3 separate regions of the Mus musculus genome follow, and regions 2 and 3 are each linked to region 1. A link is a loop called in an ENCODE intact Hi-C map of the cell type or tissue named here. Cell type or tissue: heart. All regions are shown on one strand.

Region 1 (2,500 bases):
TTTTGACATTCTACTTACAAATAACTGAATTTTTTTTCTTCTTGCATGTGTCTCTTACTAGGATACAATTTCACTAAGATCAGTGCCTAGAAGATAAGATCTGCAAATACAATCTTTATAGGCTACAATGACTGTGCAAGAAAGAAACTGTAGAGATTTAAAACTCTGTTATGGGATAAAGCCAAGTATTTTCAGTTCAAAGTCAGCTATTCTGAGTTCCACACTAGCTTATGAAACATATAAGACTTAAGGCATGCTTCAGATTTTTAAAAATATTTTATTCTTGGACAGTTTCCTGGTATATAATAAATTTTAGTCCTTGTCTCACCCTTCCTTCTCCCCCACCCCCCACCCCCGAAAGTATTCTCCCTAAGAAATCCCTCTCTTATTGTTCTGTCTTTTTGGTACTTTACGTAGTGAAGTGTGACTTGAATTCAGTGTCCTGCCACAGCTTCCCAAGACAGGCACCATATACAAAACAGTGGACTCCAGCTACAAGTGCTTATTTTTTCCTTAAATTTGAGATGCTCTCACTAACTGGGGAGGCTGACAGTGACCTACTCTAAACCCCAAGTATGCTTGAACTGAATATTTCTACCTCAGCTACCAAATCTATAGGGTTACAGGTTTGCACCCAGTTTAGGCAATTGAACCCTTGTGTGTCATGCCTAAGGGCTCTACCACCTGGTGGTGGTGTCAGATCCTCTTAAACTGCAGTAGCCACTTGGATGACTGGAGTCAGGAAAAGCCATCACCTCTTTTCATTCATTCATTCATTCATTCATTCACTCACTCACTCACTCACTCACTCACTCACTCACTCGTTCGTTTTGGTTTTGAGACAGTTTTGCTGTGTAGTGTAGTCTTCCTGCCTCAGCCTCCAGCGTTAGAATAGTACGCAGGCGATGCTGCACCCTGACCGGTGACGTGCACCAGTAAAGTGCTCGTGGAGGCCAGAGAACAACCTTATACTTAAGGTTGACGTTCACCTGGGTTTTTGAAATCGAGTCACTAAGGATATGCCTGCCTCTGCTTTCCTGAGTGCTGAGATCAAACAGGTGTGGCCATCGTGACGGCGTAGGTTCTTGTGATTTAACTCGAATCCTTGTGTTCTTAAGCCAAGCGTTTTCTGCGACATTATTTTTAATGAAACAGTTGGGAATTTGATAAATGTATTTTTAACATAGGCTGAGTCTACCTCGAGGAGCCTGACCTCGAAATCAGCGAGACTTGCCCGGCCTTACTGTGACATTTCTTAATGTTCCTGCTTCTTCATTTTTAAAACAGGAGTATAAACTGTAATAAACTCACACTCTGGTAGAAGACTTTGAACAGACCTCAAAGTTCCTCCCAAGGTGATAAATGCCCACCCTTTCCCTGGGCGAGCAGCCCCGCCCAGAGCAGCTCTAATCCGCCCACTTCCCAGGCGGCGGAGAACAAAAAGACGGCGACCTAGGGTACATGCGCAGTCCCGCCCCCTCGCCCTGCAACCAATCGGATTCTGAAGGCCCGCCCCTTCCGCTTGAGAAATGCGACTTCTCAGAGCGTCTTCCGGCGGGAGCTGTACGGCTCCTTACCATGGTGAGTTGGCCGTGGGGTGTGCGGGATTCTTGCGGGATGTTTCCCTCCTGCTTCCTCGCTCGAGCGCCCTGCTGTACCGCAGCTGCTCGGAACCGCGTGGTCGGGCCTGCGCTGGGGTTCCCAGCGCTCGGGTTCTTGAAGGGTTCCTGCTCTGTGCCTCTACAGCTGGGAAATGCCAGATTTGCCTAATGTTAAAATTAAAGCTTCCTCTGAGAACAAGTGAACGCCATCAGCGACTTGAGGCTTGCGTGGGGCTTTCTAGGGCGTGTTCACTCGTTTGCTTTTCAGTGTTTGAATAGCTCGGCACTGAGCAGCGGCTACAGAAAGGGTTAGTGGAGCAGCTCGGGAAAGGTTCTAGTATACGCTATGGTTGTTGGAATGTCAGGTTTTTCCTAAAAATTATTGAGTTAATTATTAAGCTGAGTGTTTTGGCACATGCCTTTGGCCTACAACTCAGGAAACTGAGGCAGGAGGATTGCACTTCGAAGTTCACCCTGAGTTAAATAGAGACTCTGACCCGAAAAAAAAAAACAAAAAAACCCCATAATCTAAAACCAAACAACAAAACGCGTAAGTCAAACATAATTATCTCAGTATTCTGTAAAGGTGAACGGGTGGTTGCGTTTTCAGATGTCAGAGTGCTGACCGCCCTTTGAAACGATCACAAAAACTCATTGAGCCCTTACTGGTAACTTACATACGACAATGACATATTTGTGTTCTTACTGTTGCCACCATAAAGTTTCCTTCTTTGGAGGCCAGCCTGGTCTACAAAGTGAGTTCCAGGACAGCCAGGGCTATACAGAGAAACCCTGTCTCGAAAAAAACGAAAAACCAAAACATTAAAATATTATATATTAAAATGTCTAATGAAGATCTGTAAAAGAATTCACCGTATTCTTTTAAATTGTGTGGTTAT
Region 2 (2,500 bases), 79 kb before region 1:
TCAGGGGGAAAAAAATAGAAAAAATAAAAAAATATATATACATACATATAAACACACAAACACAGAGAGGAGGGAGGGAGGGAGAGAGAGACAGAAAAAGAGACAGAGAGAAGCAAAGAGAGACAGAGAGAGATCACACAAATATAAATACAATGCAATCCTTTTGTAAGAGTCAGTTCTAGGTCAGGCAGGACTGCTCAGTGTGTAAGGAGCTTGCTACCCCCACATCTAACCTGAGTTCCATCTCCAGAACCCACCTAAGGGTGGAAGCAAAAAACCTACTCTGTAAGGGTGCCCTCTGATCTCCACACACTAGTGCACATGCATGAGCGAGCGTGTGCATGCGCGCACACACCCACAAGTAATAATAATAATAATAATAATAAAATAAAAAAGAAAACATGTCTAAGCTTACTTTCCGCTGACCTTGAACAAGTTACTCAACTTTAAGCATTCTGGAGCTGAAGATACATTCAAATTAGCCTGGTATATATCTCACAAACAGCAAAGTGTTGAATAAATTCTAACACCTGTTTGTACAACTTCTTGGAAACGTGGTCCTGCCCTTTTTTTTTTTTTTTTTTTTTTAAACCAGAACTTAATCCCTCGAGTCTCCCATTCACACACAAATTTTCTCCGGGAAGCCTCCATTTTCCTAACCAAACCTTCCCAGCTCTGGTTCCGGGATCATCTAATCTTTCATTTACAAAGTACCTTTATTTTTAGCCAAGTATTAGCATGCTAGTAAAAAGAAGCCACTTATAATCTGATACTACGGAGAGATCGCGGCAGCAAAGAGTTCCCTCGTGCAGAGTAGCCTAGTAAACCGATCCTAAGTTTTCTCCAGCTCTCAAGAGACCCATAGATGCATGCGGCAGAGAAACTGAGCGAGTTACCTCAACGCTGTCTGTGAGCCCGTACTCAGAGTGAGGGTTTTCTGCAACCTAGAAAACAAAATACAGTCACAGAGAGAGACATCCGCCCGTCCCGCGCTGCCTCCCCGCACACCGCCACCCTGAACCCAGGGCCTCCTGGTACCTGTGTCTGTCCCTCCAGCATCTGCTCCGACTCCATGGCGGACCCTGCAAACCGCAATCAACCGGATACCAGTCTTGCAAAACAAGAAGAGCCGCGAGTTAGTTACCCGGGAGATTTCAAGTGGAAGACGCCAGGACCCGGTGCGGTGCAGCCCAGCCCGGGACCCCGCCCCTCACCCCCGCGGGCAGCAGACGCGCGGGCTGGGTCGGGCCACCGACTGGCCGTCCTCGTCGCATCGCGAGGCTCGGAGGTCGTCCCAAGGATGTAGCGGTGGGAGGAGGAGGACAGGGAAGCTGATTACCCGCGCCAAGGCTGTCGGTTCCTAAGTGCCCTGCACGGCGCCACCGACTCACAGCGCGAACCGCTTCGGCCGTAAGTGAGGGACGTCGCGCTGCCGCCGCGCCTGCGCAGAGCGGCCCCGCGGGCAGAAGTGCCCGAGCCCGCCTAAGTGGGCCTACGCCTCTGCGGTGCGCGGGGTGCCTGGCCACCTGCCGGCTCCACCCTGCCGTAGATCTTTCTCCTTTAGACAGTCCTTCGTGGCACCTGGAAGTGACGGTCCCCGAGGAACCGAGGCCACTCACTTGCTGAGCGATTCTTGCTCAGGCTTTACTAGGGGCTAGAGGGCATCCAGCGGTTGATTACTTGGCTAATCTTACAGGCGACTTAGGTTTGGTCTCCACCGCCCACATGGTGGCTCACAACTATCCCTAACTCCGGTTCCGGGGAGCTGACTCTCTCTTTTTATCTACGCAGGCACGAGGCACGCGTGTGCTCCGCGCACATTCAGGCAAAACACGCATATATACGTATACATACACACATATATAATTTTTTTAAGGCCAAAGGGAAACAAGGAGGAGTGTTTGGGAATTCTTGGGCGGCTTTTATTCAAGCCCTGCAGTCTATGAGGATACCACGTTCACACTATTCTACATTTATGTCTAGATTAGTTTTTTTTTTTTTTTTTAATTACTTTCCAGGGATAAGGAGTTCAGCTCATGGTCGAGCGCTTTCCTGGGATAACCAAGGATCTTGGTTCAATTTCTACAGAAGAAATGGCTTTCCAGACTGTAGTATTATGGATTCCAACCTGGGTTGTGTTTGCTTGTTTTTACATTTTAAAGCCAGGTGTCTGAAATCCCAGCATTTGGCTGACTGAGGTAAAGAGGGTCAAACGCCAGCCAGAGCTTCCTGAACGGGAGTTCCAGGAGAGCCTGCTTTCCTGTAATTATTGTAACTGTTGATGGATTAGGATTTCAAGGGTATGGAGAGGTTGGAATGCTGCAAATCTAGAGACACTAGTTAGTTGTCTTGAACCTAGTTAGCTCCCTAAATAGCCTTTAATACCCACCTCTGTCAGGGACCTAACTTCTTTACTAATACTTCTTACTAGTGAGTTTCTTGGAATGTTCAGACTCCTAGCTAACACCAAAATGTTTCCAAAAAGCCTTCAGTTGGCAGG
Region 3 (2,500 bases), 56 kb before region 1:
GGAGGGGGATGGGCGAGGGAGGGAGAAAGAGGAAAGACTGAATAGTTTATTGGATAGGCAATATAGTCTAGGAATCCAAAAACTCTGGGAATACAGATGGCATCGACTGGCTCTTAGAGCTTTTGATTTCAACTAACTTCTATTTCCAGATGCCAGTTCGCAGGAGTCTGACTGGCCCACGGTTTGTTTTCCTCTATGTGATCCAGGATCTGTAGAACAACTGCTGATCATTAGAATATGGGAAATATTGAGTAGATAGATAGTCTACCAAAGGAAGAAATGGTGAAGACATATACACACATCCACGTGCACACACAGATAGTATGGATTCTACCAAGTATGGTAACTAGGCAAAACCCAAGAATGACTGCATTCACATAACTAATCCTGAGATAACACAAACGTGTAATAGGTTAGTTGAAAGTAGGGTTCGTGGTCCTCGTGGTAATAAAGTTTTCCCTTTAGGATGTCTTGAACTTTGTCTCTGCAACTTGTTTCCCTCTCAGCTAACATACCCAAATTGCTACACACTGCCTCTGATACGAAACTCAGATCAGCCATCCTTTGCAAAAGACCTATTGGCTCAACCAGCAGAAAACAAAGATATATAAAGCAATAGGAGTGATGATGCACACCTGTAATCCTAGTTTTGGGGAGACGGAGGCAGAAAGATCAGGAGTTGAAGGCCTCCTTCCTCAGCTACAAGAGGAGTTGGAGGTCAGCATCTCACACAAAGGCAAACAACCGCACTGCGAGACAGCAGACCTGAGCACTAGTAAAGCCACTCAAACGCTGTTAACCCCCATTTAAAAATTTATTATCAAAGCTCCCTATTCCGATTCTTCAAAAGTCGAAGAACCTGCGGAGCGACGAACCCCTGGGACCATCGCAAGCCGAACCGCGCCTACAGAACTGAGGTTCCCAGAGAAAGGGGCATAGCAGGGGCGTGGGGGGTAGGAGGATGCCGCACATGCGCACAAGCTCCCAGGTCAACAAAGACGGCGGCGTACGCGCGCGCACCAGAGCCATTCACCGAGGACGTGCGCGTGCCCGGCCGCCGCAGCGAGGTGCCAGCGGCCCAGGGGACAGAAGGAAAGGAGGGGCAGGAGCCACCGGCCGCGGCGGGAGGAGGAGGAGGAGGAGGAGGAGACGGGGTTGTGCTCCTGGGCAGCTGAGGAGCGAGGGGCGGGGCCGGCGAGCGGCGCGTGCAGGTGCCAGGCTCCCGGGCTCCGGCTGGCGCGCGAGCGGCTCCGTGGGCCCCCGCCGCCGCAGTGGCAGTGGCCGCCGCCGCCGCCGCTTGGTCGCCGTCGGTCTGCGGGAAGCGGGTTATGGCGGCGGCGGCAGTGGGAGCTGTGAATGAGTTCTCCGGCCGGACGACGGAAGAAGAAAGGCTCGGGCGGCGCGAGCCCGGCGCCCGCCAGGCCTCCGCCCCCCGCCGCGGTCCCCGCCCCTGCCGCCGGCCCGGCCCCTGCGGCCGGCTCGCCGCCTAAGCGGAACCCGTCTTCTTTCTCGTCCCCGCTGGTCGTCGGCTTCGCCCTGCTGCGCCTGCTGGCCTGCCACCTGGGGCTCCTCTTCGCGTGGCTCTGCCAGCGCTTCTCCCGCGCCCTCATGGCCGCCAAGAGGAGCTCCGGGACCGCGCCGGCGCCCGCCTCGCCCTCGCCCCCAGAGCCCGGACCGGGTGGCGAGGCCGAGAGCGTCCGCGTCTTCCACAAGCAGGCCTTCGAGTACATCTCCATTGCCCTGCGCATCGACGAGGAAGAGAAAGGTACTACTGGGGGGCTGGAGGGAGGCCGGCGGGCTGGCCGGGGCGGGCGGCCCTGGGAGGACGCCACTTGCGTCCCTTTCCTGCACCCCCGGAGTTGATCTGCCTCGGGAGTCCGAGTCCCCACAGGCCAGATCCTGCTGTGCGACGCCTAGTTAGTTGATCCTCACCCCTTTCAGGGCGCCCTGACTCGACTTTGTTTCAGCACCCCCACACTTGTGCATGACCCAAGTCCCCGTGAGACACCCAGGCGTGCTGGTGACAGTGACAGTTGGCCTAGAGTGACCGACCACACGGGATTCTTTCTAACACTGTAAACAGTGTTGCTTTCTCTGAGCTGGGCTTCCAAAAGGTTTTGGTATCGAAACAGCTGTGTATAAACTTCATTGAGAAGGGTTCTGTAGTGTTTGGAGAGGAAAAAAAAAAGGGGGGGGTTGACTTGGATTTGAAAGGAGTAGTAGCTCCTTATACTTAGAGCCGGATTTGCCATATTCTGAAGTTTCATGAATTATTTTTACCAATATAGTGAGTCTTGAAGATTTCTTTTTTATTGAGCTGTATTTCAACCGCTAGTTGCTTTAGTTTTTACTATTTTGTTATTTTTATTTTATTCCAAGGCACTCTCGAGTTTCTAAATTTTAATGTTAAAAATATTAAATGAATGAGTTGGGTAAACAGGCATATATCATTCTACCATAGAAGATAAAACAAACGCTCCTGCCTCGCAGTGAAGGCAGG

What was found. Peaks named below come from ENCODE experiments on the same cell type or tissue, not always from the same donor. Only the 100,000 strongest peaks of a DNase experiment are listed, where the experiment ranks them.
Region 2: it touches region 1 in a loop (2.2-fold over the local background); 5 of 42 quality-filtered maps call a loop at or near these places.
Region 3: a loop joins it to region 1, with 2.1 times the contacts of the local background. A loop is called at or near these places in 12 of 42 quality-filtered maps.

The regions. Positions count from the first base shown.
Region 1 is chr17:74,394,088-74,396,587 of GRCm38, forward strand. It overlaps Slc30a6 (solute carrier family 30 (zinc transporter), member 6), which reads left to right and starts at 1,521. Exons shown (of 14, transcript NM_144798.6): 1 at 1,521-1,581. The coding sequence starts at 1,579. In heart, no CTCF peak of the experiment used is centred here; a DNase peak (open chromatin) is centred at 1,474; H3K4me3 peaks cover 1,777 bases; H3K27ac peaks cover 1,548 bases.
Region 2 is chr17:74,315,006-74,317,505 of GRCm38, forward strand. It overlaps Dpy30 (dpy-30, histone methyltransferase complex regulatory subunit), which reads right to left and starts at 1,428. Exons shown (of 5, transcript NM_001146223.1): 1 at 1,340-1,428; 2 at 1,039-1,111; 3 at 897-944. The coding sequence starts at 1,074. In heart, a CTCF peak has its summit at 1,548; a DNase peak (open chromatin) is centred at 1,436; H3K4me3 peaks cover 2,171 bases; H3K27ac peaks cover 1,986 bases.
Region 3 is chr17:74,337,681-74,340,180 of GRCm38, forward strand. It overlaps Spast (spastin), which reads left to right and starts at 1,307. Exons shown (of 17, transcript NM_001162870.1): 1 at 1,307-1,765. The coding sequence starts at 1,357. In heart, no CTCF peak of the experiment used is centred here; DNase peaks (open chromatin) are centred at 1,011 and 1,501; H3K4me3 peaks cover 2,284 bases; H3K27ac peaks cover 2,249 bases.